Linked DNA regions of Homo sapiens: region 2 is linked to region 1. The links are chromatin loops, found by intact Hi-C in ENCODE. Cell type or tissue: PC-3. All regions are shown on one strand. Links, peaks and the distances in the headings refer to the core of each region. The heading gives the core; the rest is flanking DNA.

Region 1 (8,079 bases), core at 1,636-6,635:
ATGATTGGAAAACAGGACTGTTTCAAGGAACTTTATTTTTAAAGGAATACTTTTTCTCTCCCTACAAAGTGAGAAATTCTCTATAACATGAGCTCTTTCAGATCAGGGACTTGGACTTGACTGTGTCTTTATTTAAAAAAACAAACAAAAAATGCTGGGTCTATGTCTTATTAAATTTAGCATTTCAGGCACTGAGCACAGCATCATAACTCAGTAAATATTTGCTGAATTAATGTGAATTATCACCCTACATCTTCAGTTATAAATTTGTTGTATTGTAGAGTGGGTTATCTAAGGGATGGGAGGACATTGATTTAACCCAATATGTGGCTTTTATTACAGTACTATAAATAGAGGTGACTACAGAGCTCAATGTGCCTATTTTCAGTCACAAACTTGATTTCAGTCCCAGTTTTTTCATTGTTAAACAGCTGCCCTTAGAGCTTGCATCCAGTCCTGTTGCTTTATATAAGAAATCTTTGAGTATTTTTATGTGTTTCCTTTTGACTCATTCAGTAAAAGCCTAGCACAGTGACTTGTTAAATTAACTCTGGTTACTGAAATTAATTAGTGAATATGTTTTAATGAAATAGGATGATAAACATTGCTGACGTTTGAGGCTTTAGTGTGTTTTTAATAATCCCTCATCAGTTATTACTACTGCCGTGGATTATTTGCCTGTGTACATTTTATAGTCCTCCAAATCTTTTCAGCTTCTAAAAGTTGGAAGAAATAAAATTCTATTCTGATTGATTGCTCCTTAGATTTTTATTCCTGTAATATATATGGGAACTCAGAGAGAAATTCTCCCATTATTAGTTTGCCTTATGTATTTCTTTTCATGTATTGCTTTGTATTCTCTTCATGTTTGTTTCTCCAAGCATATAATAAATATTTCTCTTGATGGAATCATACCTCACATTTTATTTTGACTGCTGCAGAGTTGTGCCCATAGTAGCAACTCCATAAGTAATGGTTGCCTGGTTGCTTGACTGACTGACTGATTATGGTGCTAATGGTGACGGTTAAAGCATTTTTCCCCACCTCAATGCATAGCAGTTTCTTTATGGATGCACACCTATCCCATTAAACTATTTCCTACAGAGAATCTTGGTTTCCCATGTTAACTCATTTCATAGTTGAATGATCCTTACTTTTTAGGGGACACTTCTCTGAATGTTTATTCAGGATTTCTCTTTTTTGCATTGTGAACAATTTCTTCACGTATTACCTAATCTGATTTGACTGGGCATTAACTGCCAACCTTAGGCCTTAAAGTGGAATAGGAGCCGACTAGAAGATCCACTTGTTCCATCAGATCCTCACCCAACTTCAGTGCTTTATTAGTAGTTAAAATGTGGACTGTTGTAAGGTGTAGTAGAGATTTACTAACAGTTTGCAGAAAAGTGTTTCTGTATCATGACCGTGCTCTTGGGCTGGTAATAGAAGGTATTAAATTTGTTAAGGGTTGGCCTAAAAGATTGGGCATAATTGGGTTAGCTGACAAAGCTCAAGTGTATTGCATACACCTGATCCAGGTAGGTGGCGAAACGGTGGGCCTTTTTAAGGCTGGTTTGCTTTCAACCCTGTGGCTTTTACTTAGGTGCCTGAGGAGCATTTTAAGTCAGTTCATACCTTTTGAATACCTCGCTTTTGGTAAATTTGGAGTTTATGTTCACTGATAAACCAGCAGGGTTGTAATTTTTTATTCAAATAGGAACTATCTACTTATTTTTATTTCTAGTTATTTTACCTTTTTTGTCAGTAGTGTAAATAGCATCTTTTTATAGTATATTTTCTAAGTTTTTATTGTTTACATATAGAAGCATCGTAGTTTTATGTGATTTTGTAATCCACCACTGTACTAAATTCTCACTTATAACAATGTTTCAACTTTTTTCTCCCTTGAATTTTGCAAATGTGTCATATCATCTGCATATATGGATACTTCCGCCTCCTTCAGTCCGATATCGTGTTTCATATAGCATAGTGGTGAGAAGCACCGGCTCTGGAACTATGACTGCTTGTGTGTTAAGCCTGTTTCTACTAACTTGCTAGCTATGTGACTTTGCGCAAGCTACTTATGTTCTCTGTGCCTTGCTCTCTCCCTCTGTAAAATGAGATAATAATAGTACTGCCTTATTATTATGACGATTATATGAATTAAATGATTTAGTATTTGTAAAGTGTTCAGAACAGTATCTGACATATAGTAAGCACTGTAAAAATGTGTGGTAAATAAATAAAACTCACATAAGATTTTTTTTCCCTTGCATTGGCTAGTATGGTACTTCTAGATGAATATTAATCTAGAAGCCCAATGGTGGGCTTTCTTTATTCCTCCCAGACTTCAACAGAAATGCTTGTGTGTGTCATTGTTTTAGTGTTTCAGTAATGTTTCCAGTAAAACATTAGAAAGTTATAGACTGATATGAAATGTATTTTTCCATTATGTTAAGGAAATAGTCATCTATTGCTATTTTGCTAAGCGTTAAAATCAGGAACGGTTTAAAAATTTCATCATGTCTATTTGGCATCTACTTAGATGGTCATATAACTTTTCTTTTTTGACCTACTTATATGGTTGCTTGTATGAGTAGAGTTCCTAATAGTGAACTCTCCTGGAATCACTGGAGTAAACAGTTGTGCCTATAGCCTATCCTTCATTTAGTGCATTTATGAGTTCTCATTGCTATTACTTTTAAAGTTTTTGCACCAATATTTATAAATGAGTCTTTTTTTTCCGTTTCTTTTTTGAAACGGAGTCTTGGTTTGTGGCCCAGGCTGGAGGTGCGAACTCTGTCCACTGCAACTTCCACCTCCCAAACGAGTTCAAACGATTCTCGTGCCTCAGCCTCCCCAGTAGCTGGTAGTACAGGTGCACAACACCACCCATAATTTTTGTATTTTTAGGAGAGACAAGGTTCTGCCATGTTGGCCAAGCTGGTCTCGAACTCCTAGCCTCAAGTCATCCACCCATCTTGGCCTCCCAAAGTGCTAGAATTACAGGTGTGAGCCACCGCCCCTGGCCCGCAAGTGAGATTTGACAGTAATTTTTAATGTGTTCGTTGTCAGGTTTTGGTGTCACTGTGTGATGCTGTAAGTATTTGACAGTTTCCTTCCTTTTTCTATATTTTAGAAAAGTTTAGGTTTAGTGATCTATTCTTTTAAAATTTAAAAGAATGTTAAATTAGAATAGGAAGTGAGAGATTTAGTCCTGCTGTCTTAATTTCACAGATGAAGAAACAGTGGCTTCTTTACAGCCACTTCATGTCAGCTACTTGGGGTAAGCAGTTGCGGTTGTGCTACGGAGGTGAGGAAATAACATTTATTGAGCATTTATGTAGGCATTTAAAAAAACAGTATATTTTTGATGTACTTGTTAGATTTGGGTTTTGCTTATTTGATATCTAAAGTTAAAGTAAAAAAATTTTATTGACTAAAAAAAACTACTTTTTAGAGTAGTTTTAACTACATAGCAAAATTGAGTGCGTAGCACAGAGAGTTCGCATAGACCCTCTTCCTCTACACATGCACAGCCTCCCCTACAATGGACACCCCCCGCCAGAATGGCACGTTTGTTGCAACCGATCACCTTCTACTCATGACATTATCACCCAAAGTGAATAGTTTACATTAGCGTTCACCCTTGGTGTTGTAAATCCTATGGGTTTTGACATATGTGTAATGACATGTATCCACCATCATCATATCATAGAGTAATTTCCCTGCCCCCTGAATCCCCTGTGCCCTACATATTCATCCCTTCCCTCCCCAGCTCCTGGTCATCACTGATCCTTTTACTGTCTCTATAGTTTTGCCTTTTCCTAAATGTCATACAGTTGGAATCGTATAGTGTGTAGCCTTTTCACATTGGCTTCTTTCGCTTAGTAATATTCACTTAAGTTTCCTCCGTGTCTTTTCAGAGCTTGATAGCTCATTTATTTTTAGTGCAGAATAATATTTCATTGTTTATAAAATGCTGTTGGTTTTGAATGGCTGAATGTCTTTCCCGAAGATAACTTAGTCACCTTTTAATCCCAGAATCTTGTCAGTCAGCTAACAGATATTTATTGAAGGCCAGCAAAGTGCTTTGCCATTCTCCTAAACCCTGAGGAGACAGCAGTGATCAACACAGACAAGAGCTGTGTCTGTCCTTCTGGAGCCTGGCATAATTTCCAGGACCGGCAGGCACCTGCTGAATGTTTGTGGTTGAAGTATGTTAGTTTGTGACCCACCATTGGGAGATTCTTTGTCTTTAGGGAATTTCCAAATGTGGTAATATGCATTTATTTACACTAGGTGGTGGTAGAGTCATGTACACTGAACAGTTGGCACCTTAATTAAGTCACTAATTGTTTGCTTATAAATATAGTTCACTTCATAATGATTAAAATTTAAATACGTTTATATTAATTCACTGGAATGTAATCATTAATTAAAATGTGAACTTGTAGTACATCTTTCAGAATAAATCCCAATAAGTAGACTTTCTCAAATTCTTCAGTTTGCTTCCTTTGTTTAATAATCACGCATTTACTGAGATTCAGTTACATGCTAGGCATTGTGCCAGCGTGGAGGATTCAGTGTCGAATATGATTCCTTTTTGTCCTTGAGATGTCACAGTTTAGTGAGGGAGACAGAAATGAGACTAGATCCATTAAGTGCAGTGGAATGCCTATGTCTTAAGTATACCATTCGATGAATTCCGACAAATGCATACACCTGTGTAACCCAAATCTTTATGAAATTATAGATCACTGCCATCTTGGGGTGGGCATTTTTCAGGGCCGTGTGCAGCTGAGTAAGCAAAAGAAGCAGGTTGAGAGAAGAACAACGGAGGTGATCAAATCAAGCATTTCCTGAGAGAGCAGCCTGATTTATTGAGTTATTTATCAGTTGAAACTCAGTCTTTGGGAGTCTGGGATGTCCCTATAGTTCTGTTGATGAGTTTTTTTTTTTTGAGATAGAGTTTCGCTTTTGTTGCCCAGGCTGGAGTGCAATGGTGCGATGTCGGCTCACCTCAACCTCCGCCTCCCGGAGGCGTTCAAGCCATTCTCCTGCCTCAGCCTCCTGAGTAGCTGGGATTACAGGCATGTGCCGCCACGCCCGGCTAATTTTGTATTTTTAGCAGAGATGGGGTTGCTCCATGTTGGTCAGGCTGGTCTCGAACTCCCGACCTCAGGTGATCTGCCCACCTCGGCCTCCCAAAGTGCTGGGATAATAGGTGTGAGCCACCATGCCCGGCCTGTTGATGAGATTTTACATGAACTAGTTTGGGTCATTTTCTGTCACAGTAGTCAAAACGGTATGCCGAAGCTGCAACACTCATCTTTTAGTTTCTAAAGTGAGGGACTTGGCTCTATACTCCCAATAACATTACTTAAAAACAAACAAAAAAAACCTTTCCACACCTAACGTCAGCAGGTTCATACTCACAGGATTAAAGGTTTCAAAGCTGAAGAACATAGCCCAGTCAGAGCACCTGACTTCATTGACACTTCTCTGTGTCAGGCACGGTGTCCTTTTGTGTTTATTTTCTCTTCTTAGGGCAGCCCTAAGCAGTGGGTGCTTATTGTTCCCTTCATGGAGAACATCAGTGAGGAAATGGGCGTTCAAAGAGATTCTAGAACTTGCATCAGGTAATCGCTGGAGAAGTCAGATTTCCAAACACAGGTCTCACGTTCAAAGAGATTATAGAACTTGCATAAGGTAATCGCTGGAGAAGTCAGATTTCCAAACCCAGGTCTTCCTGGCTCCAAAGCAGGTCCCTCCTGCCCCATATCACACTGTCTCAGAAGAAGGAATTCTAAGTTAAAGAGCAAAAACATCACAAAAATAACTAATTGATTTTATTCTGGTTGTGGAAATAAATGAGGTCTACCCAAATGAGTACAATCAAAGGCTACTTATTCAGAGCTTTCTTTATATAGTAAGGGAATCCACCACCATCTATTCAATTTGGTGGAGATTCAAGGAAGACAGAGGAATGGGAAAACTTTTGTTTATTTTATTTTTTTTCTGGAGATAGGCTCTTGCTCTGTTGACCACGTGGAGTGCAGGGGCGTGATCATGGCTCATTGCAGTCTCGACCTCCCAGGCTCAAGTGACTCTCCCATCTCAGTCCCCCCTGAGTAGCTGGAACTACAGGCATGTGCTACCATGTCCAGCTAATTTATTTTTATTTTTTGTAGACACTGGGTCTCACTATGTTTCCCAGGCTCATCTTGAAGTCCTGGGCTCAAGTGATCTTCCTGCCTTGTCTTCCCAAAGTGTTGGGATTACAAGTGTGAGCCACTGTGCCCAGCAGGGTAAACTTTAGAGTGGAAAAAAGGGAAGGTTTCAGGTATGCCCTGTTTGTAGGCTGTTCCTGTGGGAAGCTGTAGGTGAGCCAACTAAAAGCATAGCAACCTGTGTGATTAGTTAAGGGTACATTTTTGGCTTTCTCTGGTTGGTCCTACATTGGAAGCAGGAGCAAAAATTAGGGAAGCTGACAGTTACTAATCATTTCCTGGCCATTTTGTCCTTTTTTTTTTTTTTTTTTTTTTTTAAAAAAAAGAGATGAGATCTTGCTGTGTTCCCCAGGCATGATCACAGATAGTGTGGCTTTGTACAAATTCTTAAGGGCATTGTTGGGCTTCCTGGGCTAGTTGCTAGACAGTAACCAGTCTGACTTCCTAGACTGGTTATTGTAGATAATAGGTTGGTTGCCTGGGCTTGTAGCTGCAGGTCGTGGGTCGTAGTTACCTACGATCTGGCCTTTGACCATTTGTTTATTTAGTCTCTCAGTAGATATGTTGGGGATGGGTATTCCCTGCCAACAAATTGATTGTATAACATATTCAAAGTTCTGTTTTCATAGGATAATGACAGTTGACTTTTGGAAAGGGAAGAGTAGAGGATGAGGAGAAGAGCATTTATTGAACAGCAGTTTTATCTTAGTCTCTGTGCGTTGGTTCTCAAAGCGTGGTCTCCAGAATAGTGGCTTCAGCATCATGTATTGTGATCATGTAAGAGATTATGTTATTATTTTTTTTTGAGACGGAGTCTCGCTCTGTTTCCCTAGCTGGAGTGCAATGGCGCGATCTTGGCTCAATGCCGCCTCTGCCTTCCGGGTTCAAGCAATTCTCCTGCCTCAGCCTCCCGAGTAGTTGGCATTACAGGCATGCGCCACCACGCCTGGCTAATTTGATTATGTTATTCTTAATAGGAATCATATGCCAAAGGTCTTAGGGATGAGTTAAAATGTATGCAACTTATTTTCAAATGGATGAGCAAAAGAACGTACAGATACACATATGTAGAGAGGAAGCAGACGTGGAAAGTTGTTAACAAATGTTGAATCTGGGGAAGGGTATATTAGTGCTTGTTGTATTTTGATCTCCTCACCTCTTCTATTTGAAAAAAGTGGGAGGAAAGCAATTCTCTTAAAAAGCTGGAAGTGAAACAGTAGAGCTCAGTAATCCAAGTGATGATTACATGGCAATTAATTCCCCAGAGGAGATGGGGCTGCTTCTAACTGGGAGAAGGTGTAGAATGAAGAACTGACTAAGCATAGAGCTGACCTGCCTACTGTGATTTATGGTGTGTGTGTCCTGCTAGCTCTCCTTATGTGGATACTTCTGTAGACTATAAGACTGAAAAAGAAATATTGGAAAGACAATCATTTCTTGTATTGAGATAATCTTTTAAGACTGGTGAGACAACTTCAGGTGCGTGGCCTCTGAATCAGTCAGTTTCTGTCTCGTGTATTTGTGAGAGAAACTTCTGGAAATTTTGTTTTCAAATGTCAAATATATTTCAGTATTTTCATCTTGTCATAAGTTTGGAATTTTCCTCTGAATTTTATAGCCAAGAATTTTTCTGTCTTGAAGAAGTTGATTATTTGTATTACGGTAATAATTTTACAAGTACTCTTTTCTCATAGCACATTTTGTTACACAGTGTTCCGAAAGTTATTGGGACCAGAAATGTAAAGTGATACACTCTACTTACTTAATTACCTCCCCAATTCCTCTGATAAAGGCAAGACATTATAGATGATCCTATAATTAAATCTGGTTTCCGAAGGAAATGTTA
Region 2 (8,079 bases), core at 1,269-6,268, 310 kb after region 1:
ATTCAATAATAGCTACTAACATATATTGACCACTTAGTTTGTGCCAGGCATTATGCTTAGCAGTCTACATGGATGGTTTCATTTAACCTTCGTGATGTCTGTGAGATGAATGCTGTTTTTTTAATTAGCTGCTTTTCTCAGGTCGGAAAGTCAATTTAAGAGGCTTACGCTACTTACTGAATGTTACACAGCTAGAAAGTGGGCTGAGTTCACACTCGGTCACCTGATTGCCAAGCCTGTGCTCTTAAGATCTCAGGTTCATTGAAGGCAGCAACATTTGGTGAGTATATAGCAGTTAATCAATAATCAAAACAAGTAAAATGTAAGAACAGCACTTTAAAACTTGTCTTTAATCCAGTGAAGCTCAGATGCCTATATTGCCTTTTAATTGTCTAAGCACTTGCACAAAATTATCTAATATGATCCCAACAATTCAGTATTATTAGTCAAATTTAATATGTAATAATTGGGAGAATAAAAGCTATTTATTGAGCTATTCGCTGCTGACACTACATACATTATAACTAATATTCCTGACAGCCTTTTGAGTTAGATGTTATACCGCTTTCATTTTGCAAATAAGAACCAGAAGCTCAGAGAAGTTTCTGAACTTGATCAAGGTCACATTGTAGCTCAGATTAAAATTTGCATCTGAGCCAGGCATGTGTAGTCTCAGTAACTCAGGAGGCTAAAGCAGAAGGATCCCATGAGCCCAGGAGGTCAAGGCTATAGTTTACTATGATTGAGTGTGTGAATAGCCACTGTACTCCAGCCTGAGCAACACAGTGAGACCTTGTCTAAAGAAAGAAGAAAGACAAATTCAGATTTTCAAGCCTGTGTTCTTTCCACTATACAAAACTATTAGGATGCTTTCGTGAGGCGGTGGGGAAGTTGACTTTCTGGAAGTTTTTTGCTATCCAGATCCGGGAAACCCGATTCGTGCTTCCTGAATTAGCTCTGTTATATACATTGCAGAGTAAATTCTGTGTCCCTAGTCTTCTGTGAAGTGGGAACATGGTGCCTGTGTCCAAGTGTTTTATCTCTTTCCATTAAAGTCAGCAGTTTTCCAAAGGTCTTGTTTATGAAGGTTATTAGTTATGCAAAATGGGCCTTTATGGATAGTTCTATGAAATGATTCCAATTAAAAAGAAGTGGGTAGATTGCCAGTTGGTGTCAGCTAATTAAATTATGATATGCTCCTGTCATTAACAAGGACTCTGACTGGAGGAAAAATAAAAAGATAAAAGCAAGTTTCTGAAATTTGTTGACAGGGAGGGTATATTACTTTGCCCATTCTCATATAATTAGAAGAATAAAACAGGAGCTTCCCATTTTGTATTTGAAATAGGGAAATCTGTTATTACTTTCTTCTAGGGTATAATTAATCAAGTTCAGCTGCAGTATTTTAGATGTTATGGTGAAATGGAGTTTTATTAAAAACTGTAGTTTAATAATAATGGATCAGTTGTACTGACATTATTGCAAACATAAAAATGAGCTTCGAATACCAAAAACACATTCAATAAATTTAATTGAGAAGGGGCTGTGTTAGAATTTTTAGGCTGGTTCCACGTCAGTGTTTGCCATGAGTAAGAGAAGACATTGGTACCCAGGCTTGCCCTGAAGAGTGCCAGGGACATGGCGGTAGCAGCATCCCGATCTTTAGTAGTCCTCTGGCGGGTGTATCCGTCAGCTCTTGTCAGCTCGACAGGGAGGCTGTCCGTCCAGGTGAGGAGAGCCTTGCCGGGCTGCAGTAAGTAGCTTATAAGTACAGTCAGGGAATGGAGAAGAAAATCTCCAGCTTTTCCTCCAGCTAAAGTTATCAATCTTTACAGGTACTTCTGGAAGCTGTTGGTTAGCCATGCTGCTGTTGTGTGAGGAAACGAGTGCCTGGCTGGAAAGCACAAGGCTTTGGGAAAGTTACTTTTTCTGCATTAAATCAAATGTTCAATATCTTGATCCTGTGCCCTTCTGTGAGGTGATGTAGTGGAGCATTCTTCTAGACATATAGGTAAATGGTGTTGACCTAACAGATGGGAGGATCCAGAAGCATAGAGGCTGGGATCCCAAAGCATGAATAAGCAGAATCTAGAATTTAGACCTTACTAATTTGACATTTATGATGATTCATATAGTGCTGCTTTGATTGATTGATTGATTGATTTGAGATAGGGTCTCGCTCTGTTGCCCAGGCTGAAATGCAGTGACACAATCATGGATCACTGCAGCCTTGACCTCGTGGGCTCAAGTGATCCTCCCACCTCAGCCTCCCAAGTAGCTGGGACCGTAGCCACATGCCTCTATAGCCGGCTGATTTTTTGTATTTTTAGTGGAGATGGGATTTTGCCACATTGCCCCGGTTGGTCTTGAACAAGCTATCCACCTGCCTTGGCCTCCCACAGTGCTGGGATTACAGGTGTGAGCACCATGCCTGTCCTGCTTTGACTTTTTTTCTTTCAAAATGTGTTATGGAGAGAACTGACTTAGAATCCTATTGTATACCCAAGACTGCAAGGACACTGTTTAAACTTACAAAGAAAGGCACCTGTTTTGAAGCCTTTGGGAAGACGTATTTCTTGCAGTAATGCATGATTCACTAAGAGTCCCTATCCTTTAAGCAGGTCCCAAGACCCTCTACACTGTTAGTCTAATTGGAGGATGCATGTTTGTGTGTGTGTGTGTGTGTGTGTGTGTGTGTGTGTGTGTATTAAATATACAACTGTATTTCCATTAAAAAAGATAATGTAATCCAGGTTAGCTTTTTTGCCTGTTAATTCACATTAGTGAGATTTTGTTGTCCATTGTGGTGGCAATTATTTCTTACCATTCCATGTGGGTCTTACACAATTAAGAGAGGCTGGTTGCACAGCCAGACTTGCACAGAACTTTCTACCCTCGTGTTTATCTCCATGAAGAAGCTGCCAAAGGTTGGAACTAAGATCACCAAGCCCTTCTTACTTGTCTTCACACTAAACATGCTTCATGATGTTCTGGCCAATTTGTGTTTGTAGGTGTCCAGAAAAGAGCAATATACTTACGAGAACTCTCTACTGAAAGTACAGCAGTGCCCCCCTTATCTGAGGTTTCATTTTCTGTGCTTTTAGTTACCTTTGGTCAACTACAGTCTAAAAATATTACATGGAAAATTCCAGAAATAAACAGTTCATAGGTTTACAGTCGTGCACTGTTCTGAGAAGCATGATGGAATCCCGTATCCCCCGGGACATGAATCATTCTTTCATCAAGCGTATCCATGCGTATACACGACCTACCCATTAGTCACCTAGCAGTCACCCTCAGTTATCAGATGGAGTATTGCAGTCTCACAGTGCTTGTGTTCAAGTAACCCTTATTTGACTTAATAATGCTCCCAAAGTGCAAGACTAGCGCTGTCAATTTGGATATGCCAAAAAGAAGCTGTAAAGTGCTTCCTTCAGTGAAAAGGTGAAAGTTCCCGACTTAATAAGGAAAGAAAAAAAAAATACGCTGAGGTTGCTAAGATCTACAGGAAGAAAGAATCTATCCATGAGACTGTGAATAGTATATTATTATAATTGTTTTATTAGTAATTATTTTTGTTAATCTCTGTGCCTAATTTATAAATTAAGCTTTATCATAGGTATGTATGTATAAGAAAAAGCATAGAGTATAGAGGGTACAGTACTATCTGTGGTTTCAGGCACCCACTGAGGGTCTTGAAATGTATCCCCTAAGGGTAAGGGGGACTACTGAATCGAGAAGAGAGGTATCCTTCTGGTGCTAAAGAAAGAAAAAAGAATGTGGTATACTGAGGTTCAAGGCCGGTGATGCCTGATTCTTAGTGACTGCTATCTTCTGAGCAAGTTCTTTTTGCTTAAAGGTAATTTCTTAAATGTGAGAGTAAGGAAGAGGAAAACTTTGAAAAAGAGAATGAACCCAAACATAATTTGACTTCTTTATAGGAAACTTAACTTTGTTTCAAAATAAGTCTTTCATTGCTTCCAGCTCGACTCTGCTTCCACTGAACATAGAACTCAATCACCAGGGTTTAAACAGCAACTAGTGCTGTATTCCAGGAGATGTGTTTACTAAATGGAATCTTGAATGTTTTTACATTGCTTTATGAATTCTGGACTGTTTAATAAATTTAAATGAAGATTTTTTTTAAATGTGTTTACGTTGGCATGTTAGTCATTTACTGCAGAATTTTGAGTACATTCAGGGGGGCTGTGGTTCTGTAAAGGACTTACCACAGTTTCTAGCACACTGTACATGTTTAATAGACATTATGCTGCTGTTGCTTTTGTTGGCTACCATAACTGTGAAGGAGAGAATTGAGGACAGTAAAATGAAAGTAAGTAATCATAGGAATGCACCATCTGTCAAGGTGTGCTTAAGACATTAAAATTCCTTTGAATATCCGTACAAATGATAAAATTTGAGAAATAATTGTTTGTCTTTGTTTTACCATTAGGCTTTTTGGTAGCTGTATCCTGTCGCCCTGTTCAACATTTGCTCATATCGTGTGGAATTCAAATCCTGCTAGATCTTTTGCAGAGTTTCCAGTTCTGTTGTGTGTATACAGTGACAGCTGAGTTCAGTATGGGTTGTTAGAGAGAGTTGATTTCCAAGCCAGATACTTTTGGGTTCAAGTGACTGCTCCCTTATGTATTAGCTCCATGTGACCCTAAGACATTTAGTGTCCTATGAACCTTTCTGAGAATTGTTCTGAGTTTTCCTGACAGAGTCACCAGCTTCAAGAAAAACATAGCAGTTGAACGGATAGGTCACCTGAATGAAGCCTGCCCACTTGGGTAGCCCCTGACAATACCTCTACTGTCATAAGTTATATAAGATAGTAAGTATTGATCCTAAAGATGGTCCTGAATTGCCAAGGAAGATAGACTCCACTCTGCTAAGCCAGTGACCGTGATGTGCATTTGAAACGCATTTCCTTCCAGCTGGGCTTGGTGGCTCAGTTCTGTGATCCCAGCAACTCAGGAGGCGGAGAGGGGAGGATGGCTTAAGGCCAGGAGTTCAAGAGCAGCCTGGGCAACATAGTGAGACTCCATCTCTAACGGGGCATGATGGCATGTGCTTATAGTCCCTACTACTTGGGAGGCTGAGGCAGGAGGATCACTTTAACACAAGAGTTTGAGGCTGCAGTAAGCTGTGATTGTGCCACTGTACCCCAGCCTGGGTGACAGATTGAGACCCCTATCTCTAAAAAATAATAAATAAATAAATAGCATTTCCTTCCAAATGGGCGGGATAAAAAGGTTTGATGCTTTAAAGTATAAACTTTAATAGGAAAATAATCCACCACGGAGCAGTTCCTTCAATGAAGATGGTGGACACTTCCGTTCTCTGTTGCACAGCTGCAGTAACTGCTAGCGGTACTAATACTACTGGTGCTAGTACTAATACTAAAGCTAACATTTGTTGACCTTATATTGTTGCTAGAAAGTGTAAGTCTTTCATTTTTTCTTAGTCCCAAAGAATACGTGTACAAGATGAATACCACTAATAATTTTCCAGAGGAGGAAATAGGCTTAGAGAAAAGTGTCTGGGCCAAAATAATGCACATCCAAAGCGGTGGAGCTGGAATTTGAAGCGAAAGGTCCTGATCCCCAGAACCCATCATCCTTTTACCTGTTTTACCAAGCATTTCAGCAGAAACCTGGCACTTGTACCTCATTGACCATTACTGGCAAGTCTTCTCATTTGTATATATGTGCATTCTTCATGATCCTTTTGAAAGAGATCTTGGTTTAGATAATATTCTTATGTAACTAAAGAATGATTTGTCCATTCTTATGTTTTGTCTTCGATCAACCAATACATGATGAAAAGAATATCTTGATGAAAGGGAGAACTGTGTCATTGCAGAGTGAAATATGGGTGATTCATATCTTAATGAAAGGGAGAGCTGTGTCATTGTAGAGTGAAACACAGGTGATTCATATCTTTGTGCGGACTATCCATGGCATATTTAAAAGCTTAGATCAGCTGCTCTTTCCTTTCCAGCAGGATTCTTTGCTGTCTTCTCAGAGTGTGATGAAATATTCAATTCTTTTAACATTAGCTTGAACAAAACAAAATTGGAGAAATAGCCTGTCATTAAGGCCTTCTATAACCCACCATTGTTAACCATCTTGGATTTTCTGTGTAATATTAGCACATATCAACAATTTTTAATTTAAAATTCTACATGTGTAACTATAAAATCAGAATTTTTCATTTTTGTTAAAGAAATGTGTTTCAAACTCAGCTTCTTGAATGCTTATGGCATGCAGTTTGTTTTGCTGTGAATTGACAAAGGGAATTACTAGAAAAAGAGAAAAAGAGTGCAGAGTTTGCTAAATTCCTTTCCTGGAAAATAGGGAATTGATAGTTGAGAAATGAAAGTGTGTTATAAAGCTCTTATAACACCCACTGGAAAATAATCATTAAATATTAGACAATATGATTGGATTAGGAATGTTTTAGGTAGAATGAAGTCAACCAAGTTCTGTTTTTCTGTGTGGTCTTGAGAAAATCTATGTATTGAAATACTCATGTTAGCCTCCCATTTTCATTAGATATATTTTATAAACATTTTTTGGTCCATTGAGAAAGACCCTTTATAACAGAAGGTTAAAAGGTTAATTTTAGGTCTTTGGTCTATGAACAATTAAAATTTCCCAGGAAGCTTAATCAGACATTAATGTAACACTCAATCAGTCCCCTGAACCTGCTGTGAGTTTCGCCATTACTCCTTATTGATTAGACTGTATTCTTTTTGCTGCTAATGAATTATTTATGGAGGATTCCTTGAGAGTATTCAGGCATTGTGAAGGAAGAAGATAAAAACCCCTTCCTCTGTATAGCTCAGGCCAGGGGTTTGGTGGCTGCTGTGACTGATTGTGAAGGCTCTGTCCCCTGGGTCCCTGTTGTCTTAACTGTCCTGCAGCTTTACAAAGTCTTGAGTTACTGAGAGAAGATACAAAAGGGATTAGATTATGTCTAGCAAACTTGACAGACCTGAGCATTTAGAAAATATTTTCCACATGATTTGTTTATAGAGAGCGGTACAAAGAAATTTAGGTACTGTGCAAAGTATTTAAACTTTTTTTAAAAATAAATTTTTGGCTGGGCGCGGTGACTCATGCCTGTAATCCCAGCACTTTGGGAGGCCGAGGCGGGCGGATCACGAGGTCAGGAGATCGAGACCATCCTGGCTAACACGGTGAAACCCCGTCTCTACTAAAAATACAAAAAATTAGCCGGGCGTGGTGGCGGGAGCCTGCAGTCCCAGCTACTCGGGAGGCTGAGGCAGGAGAATGGTGTGAACCTGGGAGGCGGAGCTTGCAGTGAGCTGAGATCGCGCCACTGCACTCCAGCCTGGGCGACAGAGCGAGACTCCGTCTCAGAAAAAAAATAAATAAATAAATAAATTTTTAAAATAGTTTATAGGAAGAGATGAACTGACCAAAATGCAGTCAGGTTTTTTGTTTTTTGTTTTCAGTTCGGGCTTTATTTTGTTTTAAATCCTAGAAGCTTAGTATTATGAAAACAACTGTTTTAATGCAAATATCTTTCATAAGTAGTGAGCGAATATATACGAAGAGGGTGTCTTGTTCTCACAGTGCAGCACTCGGGGCGGAGTGAGGATGGGACAGAGGAGGACTGTGCACAGCCTCGGTGCTATGTGTAAATTTAGTCCCTTGGCCCTATGCACAGAATGAGGAAAATGAGTAAGACATACATACTATATTTTTATTCAGCTGGATTTAATTATCTTAAGGAATATCTTTTTATCATTAAAGGTATTTTACATTTTTAACAGAAATAAGAAAAAAAATTATGTGTTTGTGTGTGTAATGGGGGATGACATACAAAGCCTAAATGAAATTTGTTCTAAAATTCAGGGTAATAATCTCTGAGAGGAATTTGGAGATTTCCTTTTTTTTTAAATGTGTGCTCCCAAATACCAAAGAGCCATTCCAAAACTCAGTAGTAGAATTATATACAAAATGTAATGGAAATACCTTCTTAGATGACTTTAAAATGGAAAAAGAAATCGGCTTATCCTATAACCCGCTACTTCCGCCCAGGGAC

Evidence for each region. Hi-C counts contacts between places; a loop is a spot of excess contacts. Peaks named below come from ENCODE experiments on the same cell type or tissue, not always from the same donor. Only the 100,000 strongest peaks of a DNase experiment are listed, where the experiment ranks them.
Region 2: it touches region 1 in a loop (2.2-fold over the local background); 2 of 110 quality-filtered maps call a loop at or near these places.

The regions. Positions count from the first base shown.
Region 1 is chr1:246,447,176-246,455,254 of GRCh38, reverse strand. All of the region lies in intron 1 of SMYD3 (SET and MYND domain containing 3), which reads left to right. Among named protein-coding and RNA genes, the nearest start is that of SMYD3, 56 kb to the left of the region's middle. RefSeq lists an enhancer at 5,325-5,885. In PC-3, for the core only: a CTCF peak has its summit at 4,312 (motif pointing right); no DNase peak of the experiment used is centred there.
Region 2 is chr1:246,137,754-246,145,832 of GRCh38, reverse strand. The region is part of intron 5 of SMYD3 (SET and MYND domain containing 3); the gene reads left to right. Among named protein-coding and RNA genes, the nearest start is that of SMYD3-AS1, 33 kb to the right of the region's middle. RefSeq lists an enhancer at 5,144-6,343. In PC-3, for the core only: no CTCF peak of the experiment used is centred there; DNase peaks (open chromatin) are centred at 3,272 and 5,892; H3K4me3 peaks cover 853 bases; H3K27ac peaks cover 4,602 bases.